Linked DNA regions of Homo sapiens: region 2 is linked to region 1. The links are chromatin loops, found by intact Hi-C in ENCODE. Cell type or tissue: mammary epithelial cell. All regions are shown on one strand. Links, peaks and the distances in the headings refer to the core of each region. The heading gives the core; the rest is flanking DNA.

Region 1 (8,332 bases), core at 115-8,114:
TCTTGTGAGCTAATCAAGACACTGGGTGCAGATGTTTAAGTTTTATCAAGGGAGCAGTCTCTTCAGCCAGATGTGTACAGCAGCAGAAGGGGCTTGCCTGCACGGTAACGTGAAACAGCAGGGCAGCATACAGAAAAGGCTTTTTAAACGTTGAAAGCCTTTTTAAACGTTAATATTTATTTTTAATCAAAAGTAATTTGACTGTATAGTTAAATAAAATCAGATAGTAAAGAAAAGCCATCACTGCCCACCCCAGCCTCCCCCGCCACCACCCCCTCATTCTCTCTTCACCCCAGTTCTTCTCCCAAGAGGCAAGCACTTCTAAGCCTTTCTCTTTTTCGTTTTTCTGTTTTTAGCTTTGCTGGTTGTTCCTTCCAAGTTGATAGACTGACACCACTGTCTTTACTTATCCACTTGCGATTTCCTCCTTGAGAGTCAATGATTTAACTTGCTCATGTCCGCCCCTTCTTCTTCCAGTCTGGGCAAATTATATCATGACTCGAATGTCCTTTACTGGTTTTCTTGGCAGTGGAAACGAGCTAGGCCCAGGTCCATCCACATGTTGTGCTGTGTCACTCTGATAACCGTCTCTGCATGACCAGCCCTCCCTACTCTGTGAACAGTGAGGATGTTTCCTGCCGCTGGGCTTCTTGCTCTACCCATTCTCCACCCTTTGTTTTACATATTCAAAAACGTTTCACTTGACCTCCTTAGGCATGTCATTTTGGACTTGGAAGTCCAAGGTGGTCATGTGCTGGGTGGACTGAAGTTAAAAGAGAATTCTCAGAGGAAAATGGAGTTAGCACCTACCATTTGGTTTTTATGTTGAACAGATTTGTATAAATTGAGACTGATGAGCTGCCTTAGAGGTTATTTATACATTAAGTGCTTACCTTTTGAGCAGTAGCAGAAAGAAAGATGGAAAAAAGCAAAACTCAGTTACCCAAAGCCCTTGTAATACTGAACACGGAGCAAAATTCGGGTTACGGACTTTTGTTGAAGAGGCGGTTGCCTGGGCTGGCGCTGTCCTTCCTGGCACATGCTGTGTTGGGAAGCGGGGTGCTAGCACACTTACACGGTGGGCCTGAGAGCTCAGGCCTAGAGCTGCACTGAATCCTGATGTACCCTTGTTTCCTTCTTATAGTGACCCCATGGAGTCAGTGCTCTTGGATATCTCCATGTTAGTAGATGTGCAGGTTTATTCAGCCAGCAAGCTGCAAAATTAGGATTTAAATCCAGGTAGTCTGACGCCAGAGCTAAAGCGGGTCTCCTAGCACAGTGGCACAGAGTCCAGCCTTTGGTAGGCAGACCCAGGGTTGAATTAATTCTAGCCCCTTCCCTACTGGCTAAGCTGTGTAAAGTCTTAGACAGGTTACCTGGCTTCTCTCAGCAGCACATTCCTCATGTGTGAGATGCGGGTGATAATAAGAGCCGCCTCCTATTCGCTCTCCTTTCTATTCCTTTAATGGGCTTTGCCCTTGCCTGGAACTCCTGTGCCCGTTTGTTGGCCTGGGTCACTTTTTGTTTTGTTTTTGGTAGAGATGGGGTTTCGCTATATTGCCCTTGCTGGTCTCGAACTCCCGAGCTCAAGCGATCCTCCTTCTTCGGCCTCCCCAAGTACTGGATGGGCATAAGCCGCCACACCCAGCCCTGGTTCACTTTTACTCAGCCAAAAAAGTCACTTCTAGGAAGCTCCCTCTTGCCCTATGAACACTCGAGTCGGCCTTGGCATGTGCTGTCATCCATTTTGATTTGCCTGTCTTCTCCCAGCCCCTACTCACATGCACATGTGTGCGACTAGACTCCACAGTTCTGTCGTGCACTGTTCTAGCCTTGGTGTGACCGCAGTGTCAGGTACAGCGTGGCTGCTCATTTGCTGTCTGTCCAGTGAAGGGAGTGAAAGCTCCTCTTCATCCTGTGCATGGCTGTCATTGCAGGCACCTGGAGTACAACAGCCTGGTAGAAGTGAACAGCGGCTCGCTCTACGGCCTCACGGCCCTGCATCAGCTCCACCTCAGCAACAATTCCATCGCTCGCATTCACCGCAAGGGCTGGAGCTTCTGCCAGAAGCTGCATGAGTTGTAAGTGTCCTCGGCTCTGGGCTGTGGCAGTGTTTTTAGACACTGCTTGGAGGTGAAAGTGCTAGGCCTGGTTCGTTCCACCACACAGTGGCCTCGGGGAGGGCTCAGAGACAGGCCAGTAGCCCTGTTCCCAAACCAGCCAGGCCCAGGGTGGAACCCTCAGCGATTTGAGCCCCAGTCCCTTCCTCATCTCCCCTTCACTTCCTCTGCATTTGGATTAGCAGGGGCTCCAGGAGTAGCAGCTAGGTCCCTGCAGGGAGCCTTGGCCCCCAAGGTCCTGTTGGGTTTGGAGACAGTTCCAGGGGTAGAAAGTTCCTGGGGAAGGGCAGCTATGGCAGAGTGCTCACAGGAGCCATTTTGAGAGTGACTGTGTGTTAATGGCCACACCAAATAGCATGTGCTTCTTCAGTGAGGGGGTCATTTGGGCTCAAACAGAGACAGTGAAACGCTGACTGTGGATGAATTTGTGTCCTCGGAGTCGCCACCTTCCTTCCTGTAGATGAGCTGCCCAGGTTCTTGGCCCCTTCCCTTTCTCTGTTTTGCACCGCAGTGGCCTGCTGGCAGAGGCTCCTGTGCAGTCGTGTGCGTGCTTAGTTCAGAGATGTGTGGTGTGGTCCTCTTGCTCCTTTTGGAGATTTCCAGACAGGGGTCCCAGGTTGAGACTGAGAACTGAGCTTGTCTTGCCCAAAGTTCTGAGATTAGTAGTGACAGACTGTCGCCTGGGTAGCGATGGGCAGTGGCCCTGGCCACCCCATCATGTCAGGGTGGGGTTACTGGACAGTGAACGCAGCATTCCTAAGGACTCAGAGAACATCTTTACAAGTCTATAGTTTGTGTTTTCACTGTTCTTTCCATTTGATATGCTCCAGTTTAGTCTACTGTGTTTCTTTATTTTTCACAAGAGTTGGGTGGGTTTTTTTGTTTTGTTTTGTTTTTTTCTTCCTTTTCTAGGCTTGGCTGTTGGAAAAAATTCACCCACTGAAGTGAATGATTGTTAAGAGTGCCAAGCCTCAGTCTGTCCTGTCTCTCTCTTGACCTCACCAGGCAAACTCAAGGGGATGCGTGAATCTAATGTGGATTCTTGCAGCTGGTGTTTGTGTCTGGTCTTCTGTGTTCTCCTCTCTCTCCCTGTCCTTCCTTCCCTCCTCCTCCCCCCCTCCCCCCACCACACACACACACACACACACACACACACACACACACACACACACACACTGACTTGGAGTTTATATTTTGGTGACTCCATCATTATCTAATGCAAAACACAGTGGTCCTGCCTCTTTCCTAACTTTTCTTGGATTCTGTGAGTGTTAACCCTTTGGTTTCAGCTTCCTACGCTTCAGGGCCTGCAGTTGTGCATTCCATGTGGTGCTGGATGGCTCCTTTCAGGCTCTGTAGTCAAGCTGTGACCCCACCAGGGGACTCCTGGTTTTGTTGGTCAGGGCCGGGAGGTGTGGGAAGCAAGAGAGGTCTTTTAAGTCCCCGAAGCCTGAGCCAGTCCAATTCTTAAAGTGAGGGGCCATCCTCTGACTCACCAGTGTATCGTGGCCCCAGGGATGGCATGCTGTCTTCTGCGGGGTCCGGGATCCCCTCTCTAGCTGGTGGAAGGCATGAAGCCCTCTTCCATGCCCTCTAGAAGGGGCAGCAAAGATCACAGAAGTGCGCTTGAGCAGTCCTAGCAGTTTGCACCATATCCAGGTAACCTCAGAGGCAGATTTGGGATTGCTTCCCAGCATGTGTTTCCCACCCCTCCTTTAAGCTAAATTCTTTAATTGCAGGTGAGGATATAATTTTGATCTCCTGCCAGGTCTGTTTAACTGACAGACACCCTGACTTATTTGTCCAGGAGGGAAAGAATGCTGCTCCTAGCTGCCTTTAAAAGCTCATTAATCTTCTCTGAGTTTATTTTCCATCTTCCTATCCCTGCCCCAGCCCCAATTTTTCAACGATAGATGACCAATATGTCACGTAAGCAACCCAGAGGTGCAGGAGTGCTGGGAGGAAGCTTTGATTCTGAGGTTCGGGCAAAGCATGTGCTTTTACCGCCTGCAGTAGGGGATCATGCTCTGAGGTCCACGTGGATGGGGGCAGGGAGGCCTGAGCAGGAGCCTCCTGCCCTGGGGGAGTTGCCCCACTAAGGCATGAGGCACAGGTGTGGTTGTCCCACGCAGGGGCTAGTGGTGCCCTCTGCTGGCAGATGCAGGGAGTGTGACTGGGGCTCCCTGGCTTGCTGCGGGGTCATCTCCAGAATCCCAGGCTTCTGCTATGAGAGAGGTCTTTTGTAGCCTGAATCAGGAGCTGCCTTGGACAGCATGAAGGCGCTGGAGCTTGAGAGTTGTTGTGTGTCATGACCTCGTGTGTAGTCTTCACAGTTTAACAGCCACCCTGGCCCCTGTGACCTATGCACCCATTCTACGAGTCAGACTAGTGTGTTGGGCACTGATGAGTTTCTAGCTGCATGGCCACTTTTACCCCCAGGATTCTGTGGGTGTGGGTGTGTGTGTGCACGCACGCGCGTGCGTGTGCATCTGTGTCATTTCCCACTGAAACCCAGCTGACTGTGGCCCAATTTCCGGTGGGGTGGGGTTGGGGGGCAACCACACTAGATGGTGACATTGCTGCCCTCCCTTTCCTCAGGGTCCTGTCCTTCAACAACCTGACACGGCTGGACGAGGAGAGCCTGGCCGAGCTGAGCAGCCTGAGTGTCCTGCGTCTCAGCCACAATTCCATCAGCCACATTGCGGAGGGTGCCTTCAAGGGACTCAGGAGCCTGCGAGTCTTGTACGTCTCCCACTACTGACAGGATAAAGGGGTCCCCAGTGGGGAGAGCAGAATAGAGCAAACCATCTGCTTTGTTGAACTCCATTTGCGTTGGCTTCGAGTCAGAATTGGATCCAAAGCTGGCTTGCTCTATGTGCAGAGTCTCAAACTTTTATGTAATCAACTGAAAAAGAACTGGTTAAGCAGAAAAATCTCTCATTTCCCCAGGATGGTGCCTAGAGAGGGATGGCAGCTCCTAAAAAGTAGTTGTTCTCAAGCAGTGATGCCCACGTTGTGCTGGACAGGATGCTGGCTCCTAGTGTTGGAAAAAGCTTCCCCACGCTGAGCGCCTGGTGCAGCCTCCAGTTCGGCAGCCGTGGGTCAGTCTTTCCCATCTTGAGTCTTCAGCTGCAACTTCCAAGTCCTGAATATTTTTTCTCTAAACCATGGGAATACTGCAGTGCATCTCTCGTCTGAGCATTTGAACTTCTTCAGCATAACCTGTACCAAGATGCCTCCTTTCCAAAAGCAGCACTTAGGGAATCCTGTGTCTCTCCTTGTACCTCGTCGGGGGTCAGTTAACAAAGTGGAGGTGCTAATGCCATTTCCCTTGAAGTCCCTAATTAGATGGGGTTGGCAAAAGTGGCTGCAGGATGCTTTTCTGAGGCTTGTATAAAACTTTTCCATGGTTGGCTTCATAGAACTTCCAAGCAGCTGTCAGCATAAAACCCCCAGAGAGGGGCATGCAGGTTTCAGAGGACAGTGGTGGCGGGTTCTAGGGTCTCCTTCTCAGGCGTAATCCACTGCACAGAGAGGGATCTGTTCCAGTGTGACAGGGAGGGAGGCCTTTGCACTTGCACCTGGCAGAGCCGGCTTTAATGTGGAGCCATTGCCAGGGAGTGTGAAAGAGGCCGGAGCCAAGCTATTCAGGCCAGGTCAGCCTGTGAGCCCATACAAGGCCCAAATAACAAGGCTGGGAACATTCAGACTGAGCGGGCCAGAAAGGAGAGAAAAACTTTGGCAGCCAGGGCTAGGAGCAGAGAGACAGGCACACAAAGCCACAGCCCCGGGTCCCTGGTTCCTGGTTTTTTCAGTATGCAGATGATAGGAAGGAACCCATTGAGAGGAGAAGTCCCTTCCAGCAGCAGAATCTCCACTATTTGACCTTCCTGCTGTGACAAGAAAGGTCACCGCCAGCATTTCACTCTTCAGTCAGAGCTGCCCTCTCTGCTGGCAGCATTGATTCCTGCTGCAGCTTCTCACAGGAGACAAGAGTTCCTTTTCTCTCCCTGGCCTGTGTCTGCAAGGGCTCGGGGGGAAAATTTAAGAACCAAGAACCTTGTGGAAAGTTGGAGAGGGCAGGATGGGGGCCTGGTCTCCAGGTGTGATGTCTCGCCTGGGCACTGTGACCTGCTCCTGGAAGCTGGGAAGCCATTGAGTCATCGGCCATGGGATTTGCATTGTTGGAGGGGCCTGGGCTGAGTTGGCCTCATCCCTCTGATCCTGGCGAGTGGGTCACAAGTCTGACTCAGCACCCAGATGTCCTCCCTGGCTCAGAGTCAGCGCCCTGCAGGCCTTGGGAGGAGATGGGCTCCGGGCTCCAGACCCACTGGCTGGTACGGAGGCGCCCACGGGCCGGCCCTGTGCCGGGTCTCTTTCTTCCATGTGCTTTCTGCAGTTTCTCGGTCATGTCCAGAAAAGGGACTCTGGTTGGTATGAGAGCAGACGGGAGCCTTAAGGAACCTTTTGGGTTGATTCTCAGTGCTGGGGCCAGATGTCCGCTCTCTCGGGGCAGAATACAGACTGGGCTGTCTGCACCACCTCCCTTCCCTTGAGTGTGGCCTCCGCAGACAGGGAGGCAGGTGGAGCCCAGGGAAGTTTCTTGTCTAAGGCATGTGTCATCTTGGTTGGAAGGCTGAGAAACAGGGCTTCCCTCCCAGGGCCACGTGTCTCTTCACCCTACGTCCCGGCTGTGCCTCCAGGGTGCATGCACCCAGGGGACTTCAGCTTCCGAGCAGCAGGCTGGGTGAGAGTTTGCTTTCCCTTCACGCCCCGACTGCTCGGTGAGCTGCTTTCTGTCCTCTCCCCAGGGATCTGGACCATAACGAGATTTCGGGCACAATAGAGGACACGAGCGGCGCCTTCTCAGGGCTCGACAGCCTCAGCAAGCTGTGAGTATCCGCCGCACGGAGCTCCGCCGGCAAATGCGCGGGACACACTTGGGTGGGAGATGTTTCTGTGGCGCCCCCCGCGCCTCTCTGCTCTGGGCCCAGGCGGAAGAGGAGCTGGCTTTTGTTTGGGGCAGAGCTTGTTTTGTTTGTGGAGAAGAGTTTGAAGAAGAGGGTGGGGGACACCCCACTCCTTGATGGCCTGGGTGTTGGGTTCTTGGGGGCTGGCAACCCGGCGTTTGGCGGCTGGTGGAGCTTCTCTTGGGCTTCACTCACAACTCACATGAAAACTGCTGAATTTGCTGTTGCCCTTTGTACAAAGGAGTCTTGCCCTGTTACTGGGTTTCTCAAAGTTGTGTAAAGGTCAGTAAGGTGTGAGGGCGGTGGGGCTCCTGTCAGTACTTTCGTCATTAACCATCATCTCAAATAACCACGTCATTTCCAAGGGTCGTAGTAGCAGCTATTTTGAATGTATGGTTTGGGGTCTTTTTCTTTTTTTTCCTAGCTAGCTCCTAGATTTTGCCAGTTAATCTGCCAAGCACCTGTGTGTGTTGTACCTAATGATCTCATGAGGGCAGGCTCTGTTAGGCAACCTCTTTATTAGTTGAGGAAAGAGAAGTGAGGGGATTTCGCCCAAAACTACACGGCTGGCAAGTGGCAGGCTCAGGATTTGCTTGTTTGGCTCCAAAGCCCACGTTCCCTTCCCCTTGGCCCGCCCTGTTTTCTCTGCGTGTAACCAGCACTTTCTGCAGATGCCACCCAAGGACCGTGCAGGAAGGGGACGAGAGTCATTATTACTGTTTACTAGCAGCTCGGAGGGAAGACTGGAGGAGGGCAAGACAGAGAGGACGGCTGCCGCTCGATTCCCCCAGCCCGTCCCCAGTGACGGGGAGCTCAGCAGAGTGCGAGTGTCAAGTAAATATTTGGAAAGCCCTAGTGGAGCTCGATGATAGAGGAGAGCCTGTGGTAGGGAGAGTCTTTTTATATAGTAGATGCTTCTGATTTGTTTTGAAAAGCGTGGCTTTTTGCACCTTTTATATACAAGGGTCCTGCTTAGGAATAAGCTCTGTTGGCTGTCTGAAGAAGGTACTTCTTGAGCGTCCTGTACTCCAGCAGCATGTCGGAGATGCTTATCAGTGATTCTTCTCCTTATTGTCCCTAAAACAATGCTGATTTTCCCCAGCCTTTAACCCATACGTGACCCCTTTTTATCCCATACGGGGCAAACCTGGGAAGAGCCAGAAGTACCAAGTGGGGTGGGGCAGAGGCCTTCTTAGCAAGAAGAGCTCCAGGCCTGGGATGTGGCTGCTGAGGTGTTCAGCA
Region 2 (8,332 bases), core at 134-8,133, 150 kb after region 1:
CACCATGCCCAATTAATAATTATTTTACATTAATTATACAGTGAAATCTAAATACCATGGATGTGTGTGGTTTAATAAAATATGTTATTAAAATTCATCCCAGCAGATGTTTTCACCTTTTTTAATGTGGCTATTAGAAAATATAAAATTTCACCTGCATCTTACATTATATCTCCATTGAACAGTGCTGTTTGGAGCAAGCGGGAGAGCTGAACATTCATTTACAGAAATAATTGCTTTTTTAGATGCAAGTGCCAGGACCATGACTACAAATGACATTAAGTCACTTAAGTTATTTGGTGACAGGCAGTTCAAATTTTAGTCCAGAACTTCAAAGTGAACAAGATGCCAGGCTCTTCCTATCCTTCTACCCAGCCACCCAGCTTCCTGGCCTCTCATCCTGGGCATCCTGACTCTCAGATAAAAGACAGCTCTTACGTCCTCCAGCACCACCCTATCACACAACAGAGTTGAAGGCAAGGAGAACAGGCCTCCTCCCTTTTCTCAGATTTCCCCCGCAGACATCTCCTTGCATGTGTTGGCCAGAGTTGTGTGACATGGCCACCCCTTGTTAGGGAGGTGGAGGATATCTAGATCTAGCAAAGCGTTAGGAACATGAGACACAAACCAAATCAGTATTCTGTGGGCAAAGGAGAAGTGGAAGGCAACAGTGTCTGCCAATCTTCCAAAAAATATTCTTCATTCCATAAGTTAGCCAGGATCAATGTTGATGGCAAGCAACCAAGCACCCTACTTGATGTGCAAGGGGGCCAGAAGCCTCAAATGGAGACTGGCAGAGCAACGCATCAAGAGTCTCGAGCAGCGCACATATGAAGGTTTACAGAGTTCACCGGTATTGCTTCCATAGAGTGGCTGGGGTGGGAGATCCATTACGGTCAATTCATAAGGGATTGAGGGAGATGAGCAAGTGTACACTACCGTCGTGTGAAGATGGCTAGGTGTTAGGAGATGGATTCAGAGTTAAGAGGGCCACAGGGTCAAGGAATAGTGTGGTTTTAACACAGTCAATATTTGCACATACGATGGGGGAAAGTGCTATCAGCAAGAGAAAGGCTGATAATCTAGCAAAGAAGTGAAATAATACATGAAGACCCCACAGGAAATGAAAAAAGGTAGAGTCAGAGGCCCGAGCCCATGACTCTCCGTCTATGACTACCTCCCTTTACCAGGCCCATCCCTCAGCCTCGGGGTCACTCCTGCATCAAACCTGGATCTTTGGTTCAGGGCTCAACTCCAGGGAGGAATGAGCAGTGGTCTGGCTGAGGGTCTGCGGCCCTAGACTGTGGCCCCAGTTCTGCAAGTGAATTCCCAGGTGTTTCCCTGGCCTTCCAGAGTCTTTTCTTTTTTTTTAATTCATTTTAAAATGAAGAAAATTGACAAATAATAATGTATATATTTATGCAATTAGATGCATATATGTATAATTTTTCTTACTTGACTTGGACCAGAAATCTTTATGGTATCTTTTTAGGTCCTTATTTCTATAATTCTTAATTTTCCAAAATTATACCTTATCTAACCTCAAAAGATTCCCTCCCTCTGTATTCTTAATTCCCAAATAAGCTTTCTTATCTGACGTTTTTTACTTACTAGCTTACACCATATAGTTTGTGAAATATATTTCCTCTTCTACTAAATTGTAAGCACCCTGACAGCAAGAAGATGGTATGCACCAAACTTACTAATCAGCTGGTGTATTATTTTATGTTGAAAACAAATGAAACTAGCCAGGAGGAAATGAATCAGCAAAAAAATAATCATCAATTCCACAGAAATGACTTCTCCATACTTTAGAATTTACATATAAATATACATAGAAACAGGGTATCGTTCTGTCACTCAGACTACAGTAAGGTGGCATGGTCAAAGCTCACTGCAGCCTCAGTCCTGGGCCCAAGTGATCCTCCCATCTCAGCCTCTTGCGGAGCTGGGACTACGGGTGTGCCACCACACCCTGCTAATTTTTTCATCTTTTAGTAGAGAAAGGATCTTGCTATGTTGCCCAGGCTGGTCCCAAACTCCTGGCCTCAAATGATCCACCTGCCTCAACCTCCCAAAGCACTGGAATTACAAGCGAGAGCCACCATGTCCAGCCTAATTTTTTTTGTTTTGCCTCTACATATATTTATTGCCTATACATATACTTATGTAAAGAGTAGGGAAAAAACAGAGTAGAATTACAGGTGTTTCTTTTCTACCTACCTATATTTTCTAAATTCTCTACAATTCACATTTATTATTATTTCACAAGTTTTTAACATAATTTCAAAGGAAAAAAGTATTTATTATGGACCAAAGATTTTAAGTGAGGAAGAAAAATAAAATAAAAGGGCTAATTTAAAATATGCTTTTAGATGGCAACCTATCAGCCTTGATAAAAAGGACATATTATAAATTTAGTAGCAATAAATCCACAAAAACAGATTAAACAGCTTACCAGTAAGGCCTAAAATTGGGTATAAGTCCAACGAAACCTACATGAACCTAACAGGACAGCTCCCAGCATCTAAAACTCATTAAAGAACTGAAAATAAATAAATAAGAAAAAATAAGAGAAAGAAAAGGGTATACTAACTCCTTGTATTTTTCAATTCAAGAGGTCAAGAGTGAAATCCGACCCCAATATGTGAAGAAAATAGGAACTGTCTACTTCTGTGGTTTGGTATAAATATTTATGGAACTTCATGCTTCATAACCCTCCAAGTTCTTACTATTGTGTTTTTAGTTCTTAAAAATACAGATGCAGAAGAAAAACTTTGAAAAGCCTCTCCGATAAAAAATCAATCTAACTAGCTGAGGGGTACAAAGCACCCAGCATGGCTTCCTGACTTCTGCTGGGTGACAACTGTGGCATGAGAGATGCTACAAAGTAATGCTTCTGCTTCCTCCAGTACCTCCGGAGCCTTCCATTTGGTTTTCTATTAACTCTGATCCTTCTTAGATTTGAATTTGAGCTACAACAAAGTATTTCACTGCACAAGAACAAAAACATGTTACAGTATTATGGTTCTATGAAAGGAAACAGAATGTCATCTGTGGGTCTCTTGGTAAATCCATTCTGTAAAGCATTCTTTCCTTATAAATCTGAGGTTCAGTATGAATCCATGACACAGGAATGGTGGCATTTTCACTAAATCCAAGAATGTTTTAAATGTTAAAGTTCTATCTAAAAACAAGAACTACTAAGGTTTTCCATAAAGGAAAAAAAAAAAAAACATGCTCCCTCCATACTTTATCAAAATCAAAATGCAATGCTGGCCTCCTTAAATATGCCAAAATATGAAACCTTAGATTAAAATGTTGATTAAATCATGATGCTGCTACCAAGATTTTTCTTCCTTTGGCATAAATAAAATATTTTCTGTTGTTTTTAATTGACTGCTGCAGCTAAGGACTGAATGTTTCCTTTTGATATTTATTAAATGAAACACCAAGAACCAGGTGCACATGCATGCTGCCCCTGCTACTCAGGGAGGTGAAGACAGGAGGATAACTTGAGGTCACAAGTTTGGAGCCAGCCTAGGCCACCTATGAGATCCTGTCTCTTTAAACAAAAACAAAAACCCAAGATGCAAGACTACAAATCATAAAACTAAACATTTGAAAGGGAAAAAATTCCAGTGAACTTCGGCCTCACTTTAGGTACTGAGTGGAGGAAAAGAGAGATGGATGCTGCTAAAACCCCTGGTTCTTTCATTGCCACAGCCAAGTTCCCTTCCTTCAACACATCACCACCAGGGTTTTACAACTGCACCCTGTCCTCTAGTTCTGGAAATGCTCTTCAAAGTCCCTAAGTATCCCCAATAATACCTTTTATTAACATTACATCTTCTTCGCAACTATTTCAACATAGTTCACAAAAAAAATTCTGATTTAAGATTTTTCTCCAAGAAACTCCATCAACTACCTGCAAATATTCCTCTGATATTAGAAGCTAATTATGTCACCATTTTATATATAAATCAATCTGAGATCATAGAAGTTGCTGAAGGTCAGAGAGCTACTTAGCTCAGGAAGCATGGGTGAAACCCAAGTGTTCTGACTATCATCTCCAGAATTATTTTTCAATAAAGATGTCATACTTACACACATCTAATGCACTTAGAGGTTCAAGGTTTAATTTCAGCTAATGCTTCATGTTTCAACAGGCAACTCTATAACCAATTCAACAGAAATTTAACAATACACTGAACAGAGCCACTCAAAGCTTCATCGTATTCAAAGCAAAAGCTGCTTTGGACTTTCCAGAGCAAACTCAAAGTGGCAAATTAGTAAGACAGGGGGTCAGGGAGAGACCCCTGGAAACTATGAAGATTTTTGAAATGCAATTTGCTTACGTGTATTTCATTTCCACATTCTCTTTGTAATTCCCAAAATTCTCTTTAGAAAGCAGGTTTCCAATTAAGAATATTTTACATCTCTTTCTATACCATCATTTAAAAAATCAAAAACCTCTACAACAGTTCATTTGTGTGTCAAGTCTGCCATCTTCTGTTGATAAATGGAATTACAGCTGTTGACAAAACCAATTTACAAATCCTAACTTACACTCCTTAGATTTTAATTTTTACCTACTTGCATTGGGACCTATGTTCATCAAACCTTTCCCCCTTATAAGACTCTTTCCAATCACGCAAATAAGTTCAATCGTTGTAGGTATTAGTCTTCCCTCGCCTGACAAGACTGCTGTCACGGGTAATACAGACTACACAAGGAAGTCTTCTCAAAGAAAATAACTCTATCAACACTTAGTCCCTGTGTCTACAATTTGTTCACAGAATTTTATACAACCCAAAAGATAAGCCTCAAATGGCTTTTTTGCTTTTGTATTTTTCCATAACAGAAATGAGCCATGATTTCACAGGAGGTGACAAACATCCCATGGATGGATTTATAGATTCCCACCAATACAAAAATCTGAACGTTGAGGAGGTGGCAATGGTGACTGTATTTGCTTCCTACTGCTGCTCTGACAAATCACCACACATTTAGTGGCTTAAAACATAAGCTTATTATCTATAATTCTGAAGGTATGAATTCCAAAATGGGTCTTCCTGAGCTAAGACCGAGAGATGTCAGTCAGGCAGTATGCCTTCTGGAAGCTGCAAGGGAATGTTGACTTCCTGCTTTCTAGGGCTCCCCTGCACTCCTTGGTTTGTGGCCCCTCGCTCTATCTTTGGACCAGCAGTATACCATCTTCAGCTCTCTGACCCCCGCTCCCCTCTCCTAAGGACCCTACTGATTAGACTGGGCCCACGTGGATAATCCAGAAAACTCTTTCCACCTCAACATTTTTTTTTTTTTTTTGAGATGGAGTCTCACTCTGTCACCCAGGCTGGAGTGCAGTGGCGCGATCTGCAAGCTCCACCTCCCAAGTTCACCCCATTCTCCTGCCTCAGCCTCCCGAGTAGCTGGGACTACAGGCGTCCACCACCATGCCCGACTAACTTTTTTTTGCTTTTTTTTTTAGAGACAAGCTTTCACCGTGTTAGCCAGGACGGTCTTGATCTCCTGACCTCACGATCCGCCCGCCTTAGCCTCCCAAAGTGCTGGGATTACAGGCATGAGCCACTGCGCCCGGCCCCCATCTCAACATTCTTAATATTATCTGCCAAATCTCTTTCCCGTGTGAAGAAACACATTCAGAGATTTGGGGACTAGGACATATTTATGGGGGGGGGGGGGCATTATTTTGCCTATCACAGTAACCAACGGCAAATTTTGGAACCTGACCTTTTAAGAAACCAGTGATGTGAATCCTTACTGCACAAGTAGTATACTTACCGCTACTTCTGCCATTTTTTAAATACTACATGAAAAAGAAAACAGAGGTGCTCCTGGAAGTATACAGAGAAATATTTATCTAATTACTTATTCTACAGTGGTGTTTTATTATTAGCTGGGAATAATAATAGCTGGGAAACTTGGAGCACATCACTAAACTTCTTTGAATTTCAATTTTTTCACCTTCTGAATAGATACCTTTCCCAAAACTAGGAAATTCTAAAAACGTGCCGCATTCAGCAACTTGTGTGAAATGGGGCTAGACCCAATGTTTATTCAATATTTTGTGTGTCAGATGCTAGGCTGGACACTTTGTTAAGTGCTGTATAATTTCATCCTTGTAAGAACTGTGACTGGGATGGCATTAATCCTATTTTTTCAAGATGAGGAAAAGAGCATTTCAGTGAAGGCAAGTAAATGGCCTACAGACAAATAAGTGGACAAGTCACAAATCTGACCCCGATCTGTGTAACTTGACAGCCCATGGTCCATACCTTGCTACCTCCCTACAGACATCCTCAAATACTCCCTAGTTATTTAACAGATGGATCCAACTTACTTATATGCTCCTCAAAAACGGGGATCAAATTTCTTATTCGGTGTCTCTTAGCACCTATTAATAGTATTAGCTATACAACTCAAATATTGAAAAGCACACAATCACAAACCAAAGCAAATAAGTGACAGTTGCATTTAATTCAAGAACCCTAATCTTAACAAGGCAATATTTTAGGAAATAAAGGTTTGTCACTGACAGAGTTCAGGCTCGCTTGGAAGTGGCCAATCCTAACCTCCTTTGGTATTTTGGTCCTTTGAGAGTAGTATTCAGTCTTTCCATTTACAATGCAGTGGCAATAACTGACCAAGTTACACTCCTGTGGCTCAGAATCGTTTCTTCAACTTCATCAACCTATATGAAAATCATACTGTGCCTATAAAGCTCAACTTAATTGTGTTCTATAAACTCATGCAGCTCTTAAATAAAAAGTTAACAGAGCTTCCCTTCCTTTTTGTCCACTAACTAAATAAAAAAATCAATGAAATATACTCTCCCAGGTCATGAATCAATACCATCTGAACTAACACTGCATACTATATTAGAAAAAGAAAATCCATACAACAGAAAACAATCTGAAATATGTTAGAAAAGGAACTCATCGAGAAACTGGGGGTGAGGATGCAGATGGGGTACAATGTTCCTTTCTACAGGCCTCACTGATAAATCTCTTCAGCACATTCATGCCTGTACTATAGATGAATAACTACAAGCAAGGTCATAACCACACACAGATAATGCCAAGCCAGGGGAAGCCCTGACCCTCCCGTTCTGACCCTCTCTCTCTTTCGTCTTCTTTCCCTCTCTGCGTGTTAGCTCAGACTCAGATGGCTGGGCCCACTGGCAAGATGGGGCATGCTTATTCAACTTAGCTCGGTAGACTCCATTGGAGAATTCAAGTAGGTGCACAACACACATAGACACAACAAACTAAAAGGCATCCATGATGAAAAACGCACTGAAGGATGTCGCTGGAAGGGCTCCTGAAAGAATGATCATCTTTCCACCAGCTCTACCTCTTTAACATCTCTTGAACTCACTCTCTCCCTCTGCATCCCTCTGCCCCAGCTGTGGTTCTCTCCTGGGGATTCCTTTAATAGTCTCCTTATCTCCACACAGCTGCCAGGGGACTTTCTTAAAATTACAAGTCTGATCAAAAAAGTCCCAACTCCTTACTATAGCAGGCAAGGCCCTATAGCTCTCAGCCCCTGCTTCGCCTCAGGGTGACCCTATCATACTGTGCTCCAAACATATGGAACTTAAAACTACCTAACAAGGTCTTTTCAGAACTCTAACACCCCTCCTTGCACCCACCCACCTAACAAACCATCCTATTCTAAATGCAAGATAATAAAATTGTACTATAACTGAGACTCCTGCTAAATCAGATTTTAGCTGCCCTGCCACAAACACAAAACAAAAAGACTAATTATGTTAAATGATGGATATGTTGACTTACTTCACTGTGGCAACCATTTTACTATCTATACGTATCCCACATTGTGTTGATACCTTAAATAGATGCACAATTTTTTTAATGAATTAAATTAAATGCAGCTTAAAGCCTGGCTATTCTGTGAGGCTTTTTCTGAATTAACACCCATCCATCTACCCCAGTCCGGAGAAAACCAACCCCTCCTTCCCTTCAGTCTCTCACTCTACCTTGTACAGATGACCCTCAATTTATGACAGGGTTATGTCCCAATAAACCCATCATAAGTTGAAAACGCATGTGATACCCCCCAACCTACGGAACATCATTGCTTTAGCCTTGCCTCCCTAAAATTGCTCAGAATACTTACACCAGCACAGCTGACTGGGACATGCACTGCCCACCATTGCCAGAGAGCATCTTATCACCTATCACTAGCCCGGAAAAGATCAAAATGCAAAATCTGAAATACAGTTTCTACTGAATGCATCTCACTCTTGCACCATTGTAAAGTCATTTAAGTAGAACCATCGTAAGTC

The links. Peaks named below come from ENCODE experiments on the same cell type or tissue, not always from the same donor. Only the 100,000 strongest peaks of a DNase experiment are listed, where the experiment ranks them.
Region 2: it touches region 1 in a loop (11-fold over the local background); 3 of 110 quality-filtered maps call a loop at or near these places.

What each region holds. Positions count from the first base shown.
Region 1 is chr3:66,403,878-66,412,209 of GRCh38, reverse strand. It overlaps LRIG1 (leucine rich repeats and immunoglobulin like domains 1), which reads left to right. Exons shown (of 19, transcript NM_015541.3): 7 at 1,938-2,081; 8 at 4,719-4,862; 9 at 6,932-7,012. Among named protein-coding and RNA genes, the nearest start is that of LRIG1, 93 kb to the left of the region's middle. In mammary epithelial cell, for the core only: a CTCF peak has its summit at 4,265 (motif pointing left); no DNase peak of the experiment used is centred there.
Region 2 is chr3:66,250,398-66,258,729 of GRCh38, reverse strand. All of the region lies in intron 3 of SLC25A26 (solute carrier family 25 member 26), which reads right to left. Among named protein-coding and RNA genes, the nearest start is that of SLC25A26, 34 kb to the right of the region's middle. In mammary epithelial cell, for the core only: a CTCF peak has its summit at 4,514 (motif pointing left); no DNase peak of the experiment used is centred there.